Linked DNA regions of Mus musculus: all the other regions are linked to region 3. A link is a loop called in an ENCODE intact Hi-C map of the cell type or tissue named here. Cell type or tissue: left cerebral cortex. All regions are shown on one strand. Each heading gives the region's core, and the rest is flanking DNA. Links, peaks and the distances in the headings are about the cores only.

Region 1 (5,626 bases), core at 364-5,363, 52 kb after region 3:
TTGGGTGACTAGCCGCTGGATTGGAAGCTCAATGAGGTGGCAGTGGGCCCAAAGAAAGGAAATCCTAGTTTGAAGATTCAAAACAGATCAACCTAAGGAACTTGATTCCTACCACCAAGGAACTGACTGAAAATACAATCTGTTTGGAAAGAAGTTGAATAGATTCCGGAGCAAGACCATGGTAAGTCACTAAAAGCACATTTCTGTCATTGGAACCTGCCTGTATGGACAGCTGCTGCTTCCTCATGCTGGTGTAAGATTCATGAGCTGGGCATATCCAGATGTGCCTGCATCTGGTATGAAGTCACTTTCTTTTTCTCAGAGTGGTATGCAGGTACCATGAAAGAAACTGAAAAGAAAAATCCATCCGTTGCTACAGCAATCGAGCCCTAATGCTGTGTTTTAATCTTTATCTACTCATCCTTGTGGGGTTTATAGAATTTACATCACACTTAGGGGCAAGGTGATATTCCTAATTTTGGTATGTCTATATAACTGTGGTATCAATCATCCTCAGACCATACAATACTGTACTATGCTGATATGTCGAATGCCAATACTCCTCTATTTTTGAGCATCTAAATTATCTTCAGTGTCACATGATCAAAACAATGGTTTAGACCAGGCTTCTGGATGGTGCATTCTTGGAGTTCAAGGTCAGCCTGAGTTACATAGTTCCAAAACAAGCAAGCAAGCAAACAAACAAACAAACAGAACCCAAGGTTTTATAATCATGTGTGGAATTTTAAAACTTATTGTTATTAGGTTAAAATTTCAGAAGTCTGCTCCAGGAGAATTGCCTGATTTTTAACTTTTCATTTTCATCACTTCGAACGATTTGTTAGAATAGTGCAAATCCCTCTTGTACAGTCTGGTAAGCGATTCTTCATAGCTATCACCATCTCCAAGAGGACTTTGCTTTGTCCTATCCATTTTTTTCCTCAGGGAGTGCATGAGCCTGCAATTCACCCACCTGGTCCAGCTAGCCAGTGTAAGTCTCCAGTGCAGATGAAGGCCTGGACAGTATATGCTGCCTTTACTACTTCTAAGCGGATATGAGCGAACGTCTGTTAACTCTAGACTGAGAACAGACAAAGGAAACAATTCCATGGGTCTAGCCTGGAGAACTAAACAGTGAATTCAACTGGGGTAACTTCCAGAAGTATGAGATGAGGGGTGTCCTCTGGTCAAGTCCCTCACAAAGAAAAGTCCCTCACCACCTCAGCATTTGTTAATAGCCCATCCCTGTGTCCTCGGGGAGAAATGGGGCAGGGAGATGCAGGTCTATGAGCCTTGGGCCTTAATAGGGTCTAATTTCAGGGCAGGACCAGCCATGGCATGCATGAGGAGTCCCTACATCCCAGCAGTGTATTCCCAATAATGCCATCTGGATATTTACCTCATTTGTCCTTAAAAGCTGATCCCCTTTTAAAGGAGATGCTTTTAGTCTGTACACAGAGCACCTGCCTCCTGGTTAATAGCTGTGTTGTCAGCTTCTTGCCCACTTCTCTTTCCTTGGGCTATCCTGGGAATCACATCACTTCTTAATTAGTTTTCTCATCATGGTTTTTGTCCTGATACCTCGTCAGCTGTCCACTTCCATTGCCCCCAACAAAGGGATCATTAAGCCAACTCTCTGCCCCCACAGGTGACACACACTACAGAGAGGACCCCCATTGCAGAAGCTAGCCTTAGGAACTCTTTCTTCAGCACTTCATTTTCTTATCCATCTGCCCCCAAGTTATTGTACTTGGAGCCCTTTGGAGCAAAGGGCTCCTAGGCAAGTTTCCCAGGATGTGATATCATTAAGATTTATTTTCACTCCCCCCACCCCACCCCCCTGCAATCCTTTGACTAAAATCAAAGTTCCCATTGTTATGGTATCAGCTTCCCATTTGTATTTCTGGCTCTTCAGTCTTGCTTCCCACCCCCCCCCACCCCCACCCCCCGGAGTCTGACAGGGGAAACAGACTCACAGGTGGTAGAAACACAAAAGCTGGGGTTTCGGAGGATGTGTGTGTGTGTGTGTGTGTGTGTGTGTGTGTGTGTGTGTGTTTATGGAGGGGAGTGTGCATTTAGCAAAACTCAGGGCACCTGTGATTACTGAGAAACCCTCCTCTCAGCTCCACGCCAGCCGAGATTGACAGAGGCCACTCGCCCACCCCTCTGATGTGCAAGCAGCTGCAGATGAAGACTAAACTGGAATTTTGGGTGACCTGGTGCCCCGAGACTGCCGAGGCTTTGGTAGGTTGTGAAAGGGTCATCAGAATAGTAGTTTTCAGGAGCTTTTATTGTCTGCCTCCGGGGTGTGGGGCTTAGAAGAAGGATGGCTTAGGATAGAATTTCAGGGTGCTGAGGCTGAGAGACCTGCCCATTTCCCCACTTTTCTCAATTCTCTGAGAGATCTCTGCTGAGATGCCGCAGAGAAGCACCTCAGTCTAGGAGAGCAGGTCAGAGGTAGGGAGCGCACCAAAAGTCATGTGCGTTCTATCTCCAGTCACACCCAACCCAGCTTATCATCATCTGCCCGGCCAATTAATTGCCCACGTGTCCTGAGGGGTAGTTGCTTCAAATTCCAGAAGACCTCTCCCCCATCCCCAACTGGGCGGGGCTGTTTAGAACTATAAACTCATGGGTCAAGACAGGAGCTTAGAGCAGCAGATCCTTACAGTTCCTTTTAGGCCTTTGAGACCGGGGTTTTAAAACAGGATGAGTCTTAAGTCCCCTCCAACTCTGAAAATTCCTGTGATTCGATGACATCAGTACGGTGAATAATCAAACTGGCGGCAAGCCAAGACTGGCTGTGCTCCTCCGCGCGCACTTCCTCCCCCTCCTTAGAGACACCGGCTGCTCCATTGGCTCCTCAGTCCACCCACCAGCAGAGGAGAAACCCCGCCCACACCTCTGGCCCCACCCCTTCTTCATCCTTCAAATTGGCTGGAGCTGTTCAGGGAGACAGAGCCTGCAGGAACTCAAGAGCTCAGCGTCAAGGAGAGGCCCCTGCAAGAGTGGGAAAGAAGCAAGCACTCTCGGTAAGTTAATTTCTGCCGGTATCTAACAGCTGACTCTTCTTCTGTCCCTTTAAAGTCTTTGGGGGCAAACTGAGCCAGTGAAGGGATGCTTAATGGAAGCACAGACAGAGGACCAGCCAGCATCATCCAGGGTTCTTTGCAATGACCCTGGGTAAGCTGAGGTGAGAGGGAGAGAATGGGAGAGAGGTGTCTCTTGCAGAAGTTTTGCTTGCACAGGGGAGAAAGCAAACAGAATGACTCCGGTTCTTTCAACAGACAATGGGAGCAGCACTAACGGGCAGTAACTAGATTCAGCTGCCTTCCTGAGCTGAGAAGCCAGAGTTGTATGGCTACCTTCTGACCAAGGAACACACTAAAAAACAGGCTGGGCATCAAGGAGGGGGCATTTTGCCTGGGCAGCATGATTAACTAGGCTGGCAGAGAGAAGCTGAGATTTTTAGGAACCTCTCATTACTAGTGGGAGTCAGGATGCAAAACCTCTCGTCTCTCGGGAGTTCATCGCATCCTCTCTTCCGTTCTTCCAGTCAATCTCACCCTTGGACATCAAGCACAGATGTGTTTGCTTTTTCATGCTGCAGCTGGAAGAGTCTAAAGGCTCTCTGGATTCCTTCAGGACCTTTGTTTTCTTAACCTCACAGAAACAGCGGGAGGATGGATGGAGTGGGGGGAGGGAGAGATGGTGTGGGCGTGGGAGGAAAGTATGCAGCGCTCCAAGATAACTAAGGACGAAGCTTCAGTGCAAAGAAAAGCAGTAGCAATGCTTTAATTTGATGGCCAGCTTAGAATGATGCCGTGGTCTTCCGCAGCTGATAATGGGGCAGGGGCATATACAAAAAACGTGTGTCTGTTGTGGTGGTGGATATTTAACAATCCTGCGAGCGCGTCACAAATACAACTGGAGTACACTTACAGAAAAATACAGCTAGGGATTTTCACTGAGATCCAGACGTGGCCTGTCCAGAACAAATCTATGCAGGTCAGTGGAAGGTAGAGTGGGCACAGCCAGTGAGGGTTAAATAATATTCAGCCCCAGACCAGATACTGGAAACACTATAATGTAAACAGTCCCTCTGACCATCCTGTTCAATCCACCTAAAGTGTTTTTAGGAGAGCCAGCCTGTATCCTGGCAGGGGCAGTACTAGCTGCACCCCCCCACCCCGGACCAACTGGATTAGGACGGAGTTTCCAGGACACCCCCAGATTATTTGGAAAGTCTCCTGTGAGTTCTACAGCAGCTGGCCTGCTCTCTCCCAGACCCAGGATGCTTGATGCAGCCGGGAGGAGCAGAGGAACATCTATATTTCCGCTAAGGCTTTGGGGACTGAAGCTGCACACATCAAGACTGCTCACTGAGCAGGGTGCTCGGCCAAAGCCAGAGAGTGACTCAGAGTTGCCTGCCAGGCTCGTGGACTGGAAAGACTGGTGTGAGGGTTGTAAGGTGAAAACACATGTGCTCGTCCTCCATCTAATGGTGGAGGCTGCAAACACGGCTTATCAGCCACAGTTAATAGACTTAACGCCATTCACAGTGTAAAGTTCACACACATCCCGAGACACCAGGTCTCTGTGAGTGGGAGCCTTTGGTGGTCTGAGCTGAAACAGTGCAATCTGAGTTCTGGCAGCTGTGCATCTATTGTCTCAGAATAGCTTTTTTTGTTTCTTTTTTTTTTTTCTCTTGGGTGTCAGAAAATGCTGCAGGAAGCAACTAAATGCAGAAACCAAGAACTGAAGGCCAGCTTTGAGCTGGCCATGGGATAGGTCTCACTTCAAACCCAGTCGGGTGCTGACGACCCAGATTTCTAGAGGACGGAGCTGGAGTTGGGGCTGCAGCTTAGTTGGCAGAGTGTTCACGTGGAATGCAGAGAGTCTTTAGGCCTGATTCCCAGCACCAGGTAAACTTGGTGTTACAGTGAACACTTGTAATCCCTAGTGCTCAGGAGATGTGGGCAAGAAGATCAGAAGCTCAAGGCTAGCCTGGGATAAGTGAGATCCTGTTTCAGGAGGAAAGGAAAGGAAAGGAAAGGAAAGGAAAGGAAAGGAAAGGAAAGGAAAGTTAAGTTACAGGTAGAGATTCACAAAGCCTTGGTCAAGTACCATCATCTTTAATACTGGCCCAACTGTCTACTTTCATGATGCCTGGGAGACTAACTTTTATAGATAGGAGTGCAAGGTAAGATGAACTCAATTCTTGGTTACTGGAAAAACAAATGAAGCAGATTGCTGGTCATGTATCACAAATTTCTCTGGAATGTTTAAAGGCACAGTCCAGGAGAGCTGTGTCAGCAGCTCAGAAAACACAGGCCAGCTGTTCTTCATGTTCAGTGCTCCTGACACATCAGAGAGAAGCCTCTAGAGTTTTCTTTGGGGATTGACCTAACAGACCCGAGTCCACCCTGTGCCTCTGAAATGATCACTGCAGGCATAGACTGGTCCCATACGTTGTAGACTTTTCTACTGCAAGTCTATTCTGTGGAAGCAAATATCCTGTTAGCTTATACCTTAATGATTCCACTGAAGCAGCTAAATGTGGCAAGTGCTGATTCCAGATGCCCAGAGAGTTTCAGAGGCCCTGCTGTGGGGTGGAAAAACTGTC
Region 2 (5,626 bases), core at 202-5,201, 63 kb after region 3:
TCTCAGGAAGCCAGGTCCAGGTGAAGCACCAGAGATGGCTCCTACCCTGCAGCCTACAGGAATCTCTGGGAAGAGCTACTTGTAGCAATCACTATCTATCAGCAGATTACGAGGCAAGCAAAATGGGGTCTCAGCAGACAATGGGCTATTGTTCAGGCTCAAAAAAAGGGCAAGAACTCTACAGTGTGGCTGACCCTTCAGGATATCACTCTAAGAGGTCTACACCTACAAAGATGTAAAAAGGATGGACACTATATGATTCCACATCTATAACACATACAGATAGTCAAAGTTACAGACGAAGCAAGGGTGGTGGCAGCCAAGGGTCAGGAGAACAAAGAGCCATTCTTCAATGGCTAAGGGATTTGAATTCACTGTGATGACTCTCTGGAGACGGATGTGATGGTGGGTTGAGTTCATAGCGGTTTGTATATGTTGAATACCACTAAGCTGAATATTGAATACTTAGGTGGTAAATGTAATGCTGTTGTATACTTTTCACACACATGCATGTACACACATACACACACACAAAATCTCTCCTCCCACCCCTCCACCCCCCATTTAGACAGACAGGCACAGATGTGTGTGAAATCTTCCAGACAATGTCTGCAAGAGTCATTGCTGGATGGGTCACCTGAAATGAAGCGACAGACCTGGATGTCCTTTGATCCTTTGCCCGCCCACATCACGTGCTTCATTGCTTTTATTTGTCTTCCAAAACTTAAGGGACACAGAAGAAACGGGGAGCAAAATGAAGAGAGAGCTGCTGTGTGTACTGCTGCTTTGTGGACTGGCTTTCCCATTGCCTGACCAGGTGGGTCTACCTCCCTGCCTCACCACATTGGGTCTCCAAACTTACAGATAACGGTGGTGTAACCAGGAGTCTCCATGCGCCCAAGCACCTCAGGGTGTAGGACACGTTCCCAGGAGTGATCAGACACATAGCGCGCACTCCCCTGTGGGTAGGATACTAAGGATTTGAGTTCTAGAAGTAGAATCTGGCCACGCCTCTGGCTTAAAGCCATTCTTAACTTGTGCCCCTCCCTGCTTTGGAGCCATTATGTGAAAAAGTGTCTTTGCACGAGTACGGTAGTGCACGCACATGTGCATTCCCACCAACCAGGAGGCTGAGGCAGGAAGGTCACAAGTTTGAGACCTTGTTGACATAGACTTCAAAGACTCCATGGCTAGGGTTGAAACTCAGTGAAAAAAGAACCTGCACAGGGCCTAGGGTGTGATCCCCAGAATGGGTGGGGGGCGGGGTGGGGGGAGGAAATGCATTTGAATTCACCCATAGGGTACTAAGAAAAGACAGGCATTCTGAGCCACGGAAGCAGGTTAGCTGATGGGGACAGAGGCTGTACTCACTTGCCAAAACCTCACCTCAACACAGAGCACGATATACGATATACATATGGCCAAGCTTACCTGAGCTGTGGGAAGTGCATCTAGAACTCGGTTAGGGGTTAGCGGTTAGGGTTTAGGGTTGGGGTTGGGGTTAGGGTTAGGAATAGGGTTAGGAATAGGGTTAGGGATAGGGTTAGGGGTTAAGGTTGGGGTTGAGGTTAAGAACCAGTTTAGGGATAGTTAGGGGTTAGGGTTAAGGGATAGGGTTAGGGGTTAGGGTTGGGGATAGAGTTAGGGGTTAGGGATAGGGTTAGAGTTAGGGTACACAGTGCTCAGGCACAGGATTGATAGAGAAGGGAGGATCCCAATGTCTTCATGAAAGACACAAGGACCTGTGGCTTTATTTAAATCCACTAGCCATGTGCCGATAACTTAAAATTTAAAATGAACTAAATCAAATCGGAATTCCAGTTTATCAGTCGCCCTGGCTACATTTTAAGCAGTCTGTGGCCATGTGACATTAGTGTCTGCCACACTGGATGACATGAATAAGAAGCATTTCTGTTGTGCAAGAAGTTCTTCATGGCCCCGGGGATGGGTGTTAGGCACGTAGGAAGAGCAGGTAATTTGACAAAAAGGTAAGAAAGGGTATTCTATGTCTCCTTAGGTAGCAGCTGGTTGGAAGACTCTGGTTGGTCTTTCCCCAGCTCTTGCTGACCATTCCTCCATTCTGGTCTCTTTGCAGGGAATACATGGGAGGTTCAGAAGAGGAGCCCGGTCCTACAGAGGTGAGTGGTGAAGGGAGGCAGACCCAGGCCTCATAATACTTTGACTGTCGGGAGGTCTGTCTTCGGTCTGGCACCCACTTGCAGCATTGTTGAGAGATCTTCCAGTGCTTTTGTGAAAAATGCCTGCTTAATCACTATTTGTCAGTCAGATATGGTCTTCCAGGGGCAGCTCATCAGGCTGTCAGGAGATAATAAAGCTGGTGACTTATAGCTGGGTGGGGGTGATACGTGTCTATAACCCCAACACTTGGGAGGCTGAGGCAGGAGGATCATGAATTCAAGGCCAGTCTGGGGGCTCAGCAAGACACTGTCTCAATACAGCTCAAAGTATTTGAGAGAGAGATGAGAAAATAGCCCTGGACTGGAGAGATGGCTCAGAGGTTAAGAGCACTGACTGCTTTCCCGAAGGTCTTGAGTTCAAATTCCAGCAACCGTATGGTGGCTCACAACCATCCATAATGAGATCTGGCGCCCTCTTCTGGTGTGTCTGAAGACGGCTACGGTGTACTTCCATATAATAATAAATAAATTTGTGGGCCTGAGCGAGCAGAGGTCCTGAGTTCAATTCCCAGCAACCACACGATGGCCCACAACCATCTGTACAACTACAGTGTACTCATATACATAAAGTAAATAAAATAAATCTTTTTAAAAAAAGAGAAAGTAGCCCTAAAAAAGATGACTTACCTACAGCCAGTCATCTAGGTATTCCTGGGCTCTCACCAGTGCCTGGTCAACATCTGCTACCATCCCCATGTTTTCATTACTTCCTGTTGGTAAAATTACTTTAATTAATTTCAATCCTTGTTTAAATTAGTAATTCCATTACTAATTTAACTAATTTATTTTAATGAATTCCATTTCTTCCAGGGGTAACTGACTTAGGCTAACTCAGACACTCGACGAGGAGACTCCCTAGATAAGTTCTTGTCTTGAGTTGGGTGCTAGCACACAAAGGTTTTTATCAGGGTTCTAAGAGAAAAAATTTCAGCAACCAACTTCTTGACTTGAAATCAAAGAACTCCCAAGTTCAGCTTTAGATCTCAATTCCTACCCCTCTCTGTCTCTCTCTCTCTGTGACTCTCTCTGTGGCACACACACACTCTCTCTCTGTATCTCTCTCCCTCTCTCTCTCTCTCTCTCTCTCTCTCTCTCTCTCTCTCTCTCTCTCTCTCTCTCTCTCTCTTCTCTCTCCCCTCCCCTATCTTCCCCTCCCCTCTCTTTCTCCTCCCCTTCCTTGGTTACCGTCTCCCCTGTCTCTATGTTGCCCTCTCTCCCCCTCTTTTCTTTTCTTCCTCCATTTCCCCCTTCTCCCTCCCTTCTTCTTCCTCTCTCCCTCCCTTTTCTCCTCTCTTCATTCCTTCCCTCCCTCCCCAAAGGCCACCAAAGGACCCCAACAGTACCTGGGAATGCATAGCTGCATTCCCTGACTCTGACTCCCTCCATCTCTCTCCTTCCCTCTCCCTCCCTTTGTCCTCCCTCCCTCTTTCCTTCCTTCTCCCTCTTTTTTTCTTTGATGGGGAAGGGGGAAGTGAGGAGGTGCCAGGCCCTTCTGTCTCATTTTTTTCTTTTTAATTTTTAAAAATTTATGGTATTTTGTTTGCTTGATTTTGGTGATAGAGTCAGATTATATAGCCTAGTCTGACTGGGACTCACCATGTAGCTGAAACAGGCCTCAAACTCTGCAATCCTGTCTCAGACTCGTAAGTGCTGAGATTACAGACATGTACCTCCCAGCTTAGCTTTGGAATTCTTCTCAAAACTCTGACGAACAAATAAAGGGGTTTGATGTCCCAAGTCTATCTCTTGTGGTAGAGAAGGAACCGGAGTACCAGTGAGTTGGGTGCAGAGTTCAGTGGCTCTGGTAAAGACGTAGCCTGGAAGGAAAGCCTGACTCCCAAGAGGTGCTGTCTCCCATCTAGGCCCAGCATCCACATTGTAGATTACAGCTCTCTCTCGCTGGGGTGGGGTTTATCTGCCCTGCAAGGCTCTGCTGTTACTGAAGTCAAAAGTGATTGCAGCCTTAGGAAGATTATTGGAGACCTTTAGACAGCTTGTAGAGTCTGGAGCAGGACTTGGCTCAGTTGTTCTAATCAACTTTGCCTCTTCAATTTGAAGAGAAATAGAATCCCCTAGTATCACTGGGTTTGGGTGGACATGGAATGAATAATACATCTTAGTAGGGTCAGACAAGAGCCTGACAAAGTAGACAGAGAAAACAAAGGCAGACGTGCCAGTCCCCACTTTGCTGTCAATACCGTGTGCTCCACGCCAAGACGTTTCTAGAAAAGCAGTGACTAAATGCCTGCTGTATTTTTGTTACATGAAAAATACTAGCAAAAGTATCACATTTTCTGACAGATTTAAGTGCCAATTTTCTTATTTTAGCCCAAAGTGTGTCTTTTCTGTGTGGCAGTACTCTTGTAGATCAGAAACTCTGGTATAGTTGTATAGAGAGGTAAATATCTGAAAGGTGTTTGGTTTGGTTTTTTCCGGGCAGGGTTTCTTTGTATAACCCTGGCAGTTTTGGAACTAGCTCTGTAGAGCAGGCTGGCCTCAGATTCAGAAACCTACCTACCTCTGCCTTCCAAGTGCTGGGGTTAAAGGCATGCACCACCACCAACCAGCTTTATTTTTGACTGATTAAAGTGGGAAATAGACTATTACTTAATATAAATGTATTTTCATAGTCAAGTTATCTCAGGACAAAGGTTCACCCAGGAAGATAATAACAACAAAGAGTTCTGGTGAAACATTTTAAGTTTCTATTATCACCACCATATTCCTAAGGGAGACACAATGAATCACAGTTACCTCTGTCTGTTTCTGTTGGGGCTTGGTTCTAGGGCCTCCTTGGGGTACCAAAATCCACTGATGCTTAAGTCTCTTATAAAATGACACAATGTTTGTAAAAAACCCACCTTCCTGTATACTTTAAATCATTTCCAGAGTACCCATGGTATCTAATATATCTACATGCTATAATCCCCAGTTATAAGTGATTGGGCATTATAATGTATTCTGTAAGGAATGATGACAAGAAACAACCCCCACATCAGTTCAGTACAGGCTTTAGGCCTCACCACAGGGCCACTTGTAGAGCTTTCTACAGAACCTGGAGGCACAGAAGTTTCGCTGCATTCTGCCGGCAGAGCCAGGAGTGATGACTCTTTCCTTTCATTTGCAAACCTGCTTTGCCTTGCAGCGACCTGCAGAGATGAGCCAACGCAGACAACTTACCAACAGCACCAGTCGTGGCTCCGACCCATGCTCAGAAGCAGCCGGGTGGAATATTGCCGGTGCAACAGCGGCCTGGTACAATGCCACTCAGTGCCTGTCCGAAGTACGTACCAGTGGCTCACGGAGGCCTTGTTCTTGGGTTCAGGGCCCAAACCCTTCCTCCGTGGTTCCTAGCCTATTCAGATCTTCAGCACATTTGGGGTAGGATCTGCCCAGGCGTACATGAAAGCATTCCAGAAGGCTGAGGT
Region 3 (5,626 bases), core at 374-5,373:
AAACAAATAAAGGTTGGTGTCATCTCTTCATTTGCCTGCACGGAGCTCAGGCCCATTCGTAATAAGTCCTCACTGGGAACTGAGTTCCAAGACCACACTGCAAACGGAAGTGACCTTAGTCTTACAGAAAAGCTTAGCGCTACTTCACAGGAAGAATAACTGATAACCCCTTGCCTTCTAACAACCAGCATGGTCTCTATTTCCCAGCACGGATTCCCCAGGTTTGCCAGGCTCTTTCCTATTAGAGCACACTGATGACGTAATAGTTGCAAAGGATCCTGGGATGTTTCCACGGTGTACTTCCTGTCACAATGAGGGTCTATTTATGCATTCAACGAGAAGTTGTGACCCAAATGCATGAATTAGCAAGGTGACAGTAAGGATTCCAACCAAGTGCTATGTGGTGGGGAGAGTGTGTGGCTCCTTCCCCTGTCTACCCTCAAAAGGAGCTGGAGGCTGAGGTCCCCGGAGTTGTATCTTTTTCCTCTCTCTTTGTCTCTCAAGGTCTGCTGCAAACAGTAGCCTACCCGAAGCACAAACGGTTTGCACTGAGCCTTCAGTGAGATTTAGGGGTGCACCTAGGCAACAAAGACTGACAAGGCCACACTGTGTGTATCTGGAACCCAGGGAGTTGCAGTAGCGTCATCTGCTACATTTGAGTATCCCTTAGTTTTTCCTTGGTGCTTCAAAATGGCTTGGGTTGGTTGCGAAGAACCAAATAGTACCTACAAAATAGCCGGTTATATGCAGGATGTGTCCTAAACTCTAGTTCCATCTAGAAGAAGCCACAGTGCGGGTGTAGCATCTGGATCGGAATAGATGTGTTAAAAGCATGGCTTCTTTCAATATATTACCTAACTCCCCTGTGCTTCCAATTCCTCAGTTATAAAACAGAAATTAAAGCTGTTGACCCTGGTATGAAAGCATGTAAGAAAGGTAAGGATGATACGCAGCTCATGGTAACGCCAAACAGACCCAGCATGTAAGAAACCTAGCCCGATCTCGGCATGTAATGTATTTACATCAGTGATCCTGGTTCTTGGGCCACGTTTCTGACTCAGGGCCTCTCAAGGAACTTCTCTGTGACAGCTACAAATATTCTCATGCCTATAGACAAGAGACAGTGTATGAAGTAGCAAGGGGATGTCTGGCGCCAAGTACAACTAGCATATTTTAGCTGCATCCATCCAGAGGCCCGGAACAGAGGCGTGTCCAACAGAAGACATGCAGCATCTTCTGATCTTAGATGTGGGTTAAAGATTGCTTTTATGCACCCAAAGCAGCCCCCAGGCTTCCCCGAGATCAGTCCATGAAGACAGCAGAGGATGTCCAGGTTTAAGCAGGCGGGTTCTTCAGCCAGTACTCCTCCCCAACTCCAGCCCCTGCCCTCTCTATCCACCCAAGTCCTGTTCACACTAACCCCTAAATATCTCTTCAGTCTGCCTATTTCTCCCTGTCATCACCACGATCAACCTGGCTGGTCTCTCACCTGGACCACTCAATCTGAGTCAAGACCTTGATTTTAGCTCTTTAGGAAGGATTCCCTAGAAGGGTGGCCTCTCGTTTTGGTATGTTTTCCAACTGTTGACCAACACTGGAATCCTAAAATAGAAAAATAGGCCTCCAGACAGCACTCCCCGCGGGGTCTATCAGGAGGTTGAGTAACTGGTCTGGCAGAAATGAAGATATTCTAAAGAGATACTTTTAAACATTGGATGCCAGAGAGATGGGAAATTCCCCAGAAATTTCATGTTGGGAGAGAAAAAGCTCCCAGCCAGAGGGGGAAATTGTCTTCTGGGTTACAGATTTCTAACACATTCTCAGAAAAATCTCACAGGATGACAAAACCAGGCCAGTGGTAGGCTGGACCACAGTACTGCTTAGATGTGAGTATCCTTGGCGTTCTATTTAGACCTTAACCTAATTTTAGGATCATGGAGATGGACTTGGTGGGGGGGGATCTGTCTGTCCTTCTTCCTAATGTGACCTCAGTGAATGAATCCCTTGCTTTCCACTATTAATTTGCCTATTTTAATTGGCTTATTGAGGACTCAGCTTAGGGCACAGGCCATGACCCCCAAGTTTGATAGTCACACATCACGTCTGATACTCAAGTATCCTGAGGTTAGTAAGTACTCTTTAGCGGAAACATCACAAGTACTGTGTGCTCCTGAGGCACTGTGATGAACTCATTACCCAAATCGGATAAAATAAGTCTCCCACAGTAAACAGCCGAGCTAGAGAGAGTCCTGCCAAGAATCTCAGCGTACTTACTGCCAGCCCCCTCCCCCAAATTTTTTTTGGAAGAACACAAACTTTTAACATGAGCAACGCACATCAGACACATAAGGACTAAAATAATAGGAATAAAAATTAGATCCAAAAATGAAATCAGTCCACATCACTCAGCATTATATGGCGGCACATGGAAAAGAAAGAAAGAAAGAAAGAAAGAAAGAAAGAAAGAAAGAGAGAAAGAAAGAGAAGAGAAAAACCTTGGGGTTATCAACTACCTAAAATATTTTAAATAAAGTTATTTAAAATGTTTTTTATTGCTCTCATCTTTTTAACACTGCCTGTATTCTACAACATTTATCACAATGTAATGTATTACGTGCTAGTCTAAATATTAGTAGAAATATAATTTCAAAATACTTGGAATGACAGCTTACTCCCTCATGTGTCCTTCTAAGTGGCATGGTTATTAAGGTTTTTTAAAAAGAGTCAGTTTAGCAGCTCACAGATCCCCTTTGCAGTCCTTTTTCTTACGCTCCCATTGGACAACGCCAAGGTTAGGCAGGGATCCACCCATTCACACCGGGCCAGGTCAGAAGAGGCGCCAAGAAAGCTCACCCACCTTCCTGGTGCCAGAGCCCTACCTGATTGTGCCACCGGATGACGTTTCCAAATCCCCCGGTCCCCAGGCGTTCTTTCATTTCCCAGGCTCCACATGTCTGGGTTGGGAGGGACGGTGACCAGCTCATATCGATGCCCTGCTAACTCTAGAAGCAAGCAGGGAGAGAGGACAAGTTGAGAGTAAGAAGAACACTGGAGCTCAAGAAGCAACTGGGAGCAGCAGTGGCTGCTGCCCTGCAAGGGGAGGCTAGGACACCGGTGTAGTTAACAAATAAAAGTTGCGGCGGCCGGGCCCACCGGTGGGTCCGCTCAGCATCGGGCGCGGCGCAGCCACGGACCCCGGGGAGAGGCGGAGCGCACACCCGGGTGAGCCGGTCCACGCGCCGCGAGCCGCCCTCGCGTGGGACTCACCTGCCCCGGGGGCCGCGGGGCCGCCAGCGACACCCGCTGAGGACATGAAAACTCGGGGTCCCCACGCAGCCAGCCCAGCGCCACTTCCTCAAACACTTCCTGCCCTGACGTCACGGGTACTAGACGGCTCTTAAAGGGGACGCGCGAGCCACTGGCTCTCGGAGACGCAGCCACAGCCAGCCAAGGTGCTGGACCTGGCGGCGCAGGACCTGGCGGCTTGGAGAGCTCTTCTTCACCCTGGCACTTTTTAGGCTGAGCTTGATCCGACTGGCTAGGCAGTTAATAAGGGGAGAATCTGCCGAGCCCCGACTAGTGCTGACTTAGAGGCTGTCCTAAGAATTGCCTCCCTGTCCTCCCACCGCTCCTGGTTCAGTATTAAGAATAATCAACCATCCTGATGCTCCTCAGAAAGTAACACACCACCATCCCCCTCAAAGAGGAAGGGAGGAGAGGGAAGAGTACAGAGACAAAACAAAAAACTAGCACTGTCTATCAAAAATGGAGTTTGAGCACTGGGAGCATAAAGAAATTACTAGTTATTAGGTCAAGAGGCTGGGTATTGTCTTCTCCACCAGGACACCCCACACGCCTACCAGCATCCACCCCTGCCTCTAACAAGCCAGGTTCAGCCGCTCACCTCCCATAGCCTAATTCACGATACAATTACCAATGGAAAGGAGAAAAAGAGGTTTATTCAATGTGACTACATTGGGGAAAGACAGCGATCTAATCTCTCTCACCCATACCTCTGCCGATCCAAGTCTAATTTTGGGGTCCTGCCATGAGGTTTGGGTTTAAGTGGAAGGCAAGTGGTATACATAACTAAGTAGTCATGCTCAATATATGTTCTGGTCCACCATCGTTGTCTAGGCTCCAGTTTCTCCTATGATGTGGCGTTTGTCAGACGGTGTGAAATCTCTGCTCCTCTGAAGGTGGCACAGTGGCTCCAGGCTTCTGACATTTACTGGCTTTTTAGATCCGAACCCAGCAGCGGACAGCGACCAGCAAGGCTAACAAAGTCTCCCTGGATTGAAAGCCAAAGATCTTTGTGGGATAACCTGGGGACTCTAAGCGTTTGAACTCAAGAATAGAGCAAATAAAGAACTTCTCACTCTTTTATTATTAAAGCAAGCAAAACATGAGATGATGTTTACAGAGAGCTTAAGCAAATACAAGAACAGCAAGTGAAAAAACACTTGGTATTATGTCTTATCATCCTTGCACCTGTGGGAAAAAGCCAAGAATATTCCTCCCAGGACCCCACCCTTCCCACAGAGAGAACGTGGACATCCCAAGCCATACCCTTCATGTCGCCCCTTTTGAGAGCATCCACTTTTTATGGGGTTTGCAATTATTTCTAGAAGGCCACTTGTGGAAGAACATTCTGCACTCTGCCCCAACCACAGCTCACGGGACAGTCACAGCTTTCTTACACGGGTTCCCACGTGGCCTCAGATGATGTTCCTGGGGGAGATTACAGTTTCTCGGGGTCTGTTATGTCGGCAGTTTAAAAGTCAGAAAGAGGAGCTCAGGAGACTCTTTAGCCTCCATTCCAGTCAGGACAACTGCAATAACCTTGTAGTTATTTCACTTCCTATTTTGAGGTAAAAGATTCCTGTACTTGACACAAATACAAGTGGAAGTGGGAATCAAGGGTACACTGTATCATCCAAAGAAACAGCTCTCACCTCCTCAAAGGAATAAAAAGATCATAGTTTATTCTGAAGCATGTATGAATATAATGTTCCAACATGGAAGAAGTTTTAAGACGTTGTACAGTTTTAAGGACTAAATCAAGGTAAGTTTGAAATGCATCAATGGAGACCTCAGAGAGATGATTATAGCAAGATGGGGGAAGCTAGTCTGTGAATCATCAGATGTTCTCGGATGACACTCTTAGCTTTGGGTTGAGTGTTTGGAAGGTGTTAGCCCACCAAGTTAATAGATTTCAAAAGCTGGGTTTTCGTTTTAATCTCTTAGCCACAGAACGTCAGCTCTGACACAGAGGTGGGGTAGCAATGGGTGTTCCAGATGAGGTAATTAGCCTCTGTAACATTCCAATCCTTCCACAGTGCTGCAGACGGAACCAGCCTCTGTAAACATGCCCTCTTGTAAGGAGGTCTCATTCACAACTGCGTTTAGTTAGTGACAGGTTGCCACACAGAAGAGCCATTTCTCCTTGGTTTGGGTTACCTTTGGGAGAGCTGGCACAGGCAGCTGCATTCTGGTTCTGAGGCAGTCTTGCTGTGAAGCCCAGGTTGATCTGAAACTGAAACTCCCTTTCCCATTAGGTCCTTATTCTGATTTCCTGTTTATGACACTATATTCTATTCACCCTTCCTTGCACGTCCTCTTACAT

What was found. Peaks named below come from ENCODE experiments on the same cell type or tissue, not always from the same donor. Only the 100,000 strongest peaks of a DNase experiment are listed, where the experiment ranks them.
Region 1: a loop joins it to region 3, with 5 times the contacts of the local background. A loop is called at or near these places in 14 of 42 quality-filtered maps.
Region 2: it touches region 3 in a loop (2.1-fold over the local background); 14 of 42 quality-filtered maps call a loop at or near these places.

The regions. Positions count from the first base shown.
Region 1 is chr8:22,754,797-22,760,422 of GRCm38, forward strand. Plat (plasminogen activator, tissue) reads left to right here and starts at 2,926. Exons shown (of 14, transcript NM_008872.3): 1 at 2,926-3,032. In left cerebral cortex, for the core only: no CTCF peak of the experiment used is centred there; DNase peaks (open chromatin) are centred at 2,822, 3,534 and 4,410; H3K4me3 peaks cover 3,124 bases; H3K27ac peaks cover 2,702 bases.
Region 2 is chr8:22,766,351-22,771,976 of GRCm38, forward strand. It overlaps Plat (plasminogen activator, tissue), which reads left to right. Exons shown (of 14, transcript NM_008872.3): 2 at 730-817; 3 at 2,096-2,138; 4 at 5,344-5,481. The coding sequence starts at 755. Among named protein-coding and RNA genes, the nearest start is that of Plat, 11 kb to the left of the region's middle. In left cerebral cortex, for the core only: a CTCF peak has its summit at 2,619 (motif pointing left); no DNase peak of the experiment used is centred there.
Region 3 is chr8:22,703,203-22,708,828 of GRCm38, forward strand. It overlaps Ikbkb (inhibitor of kappaB kinase beta), which reads right to left and starts at 3,381. Exons shown (of 22, transcript NM_001159774.1): 1 at 3,268-3,381; 2 at 2,880-3,002. The coding sequence starts at 2,984. In left cerebral cortex, for the core only: no CTCF peak of the experiment used is centred there; DNase peaks (open chromatin) are centred at 3,005 and 3,388; H3K4me3 peaks cover 1,471 bases; H3K27ac peaks cover 1,190 bases.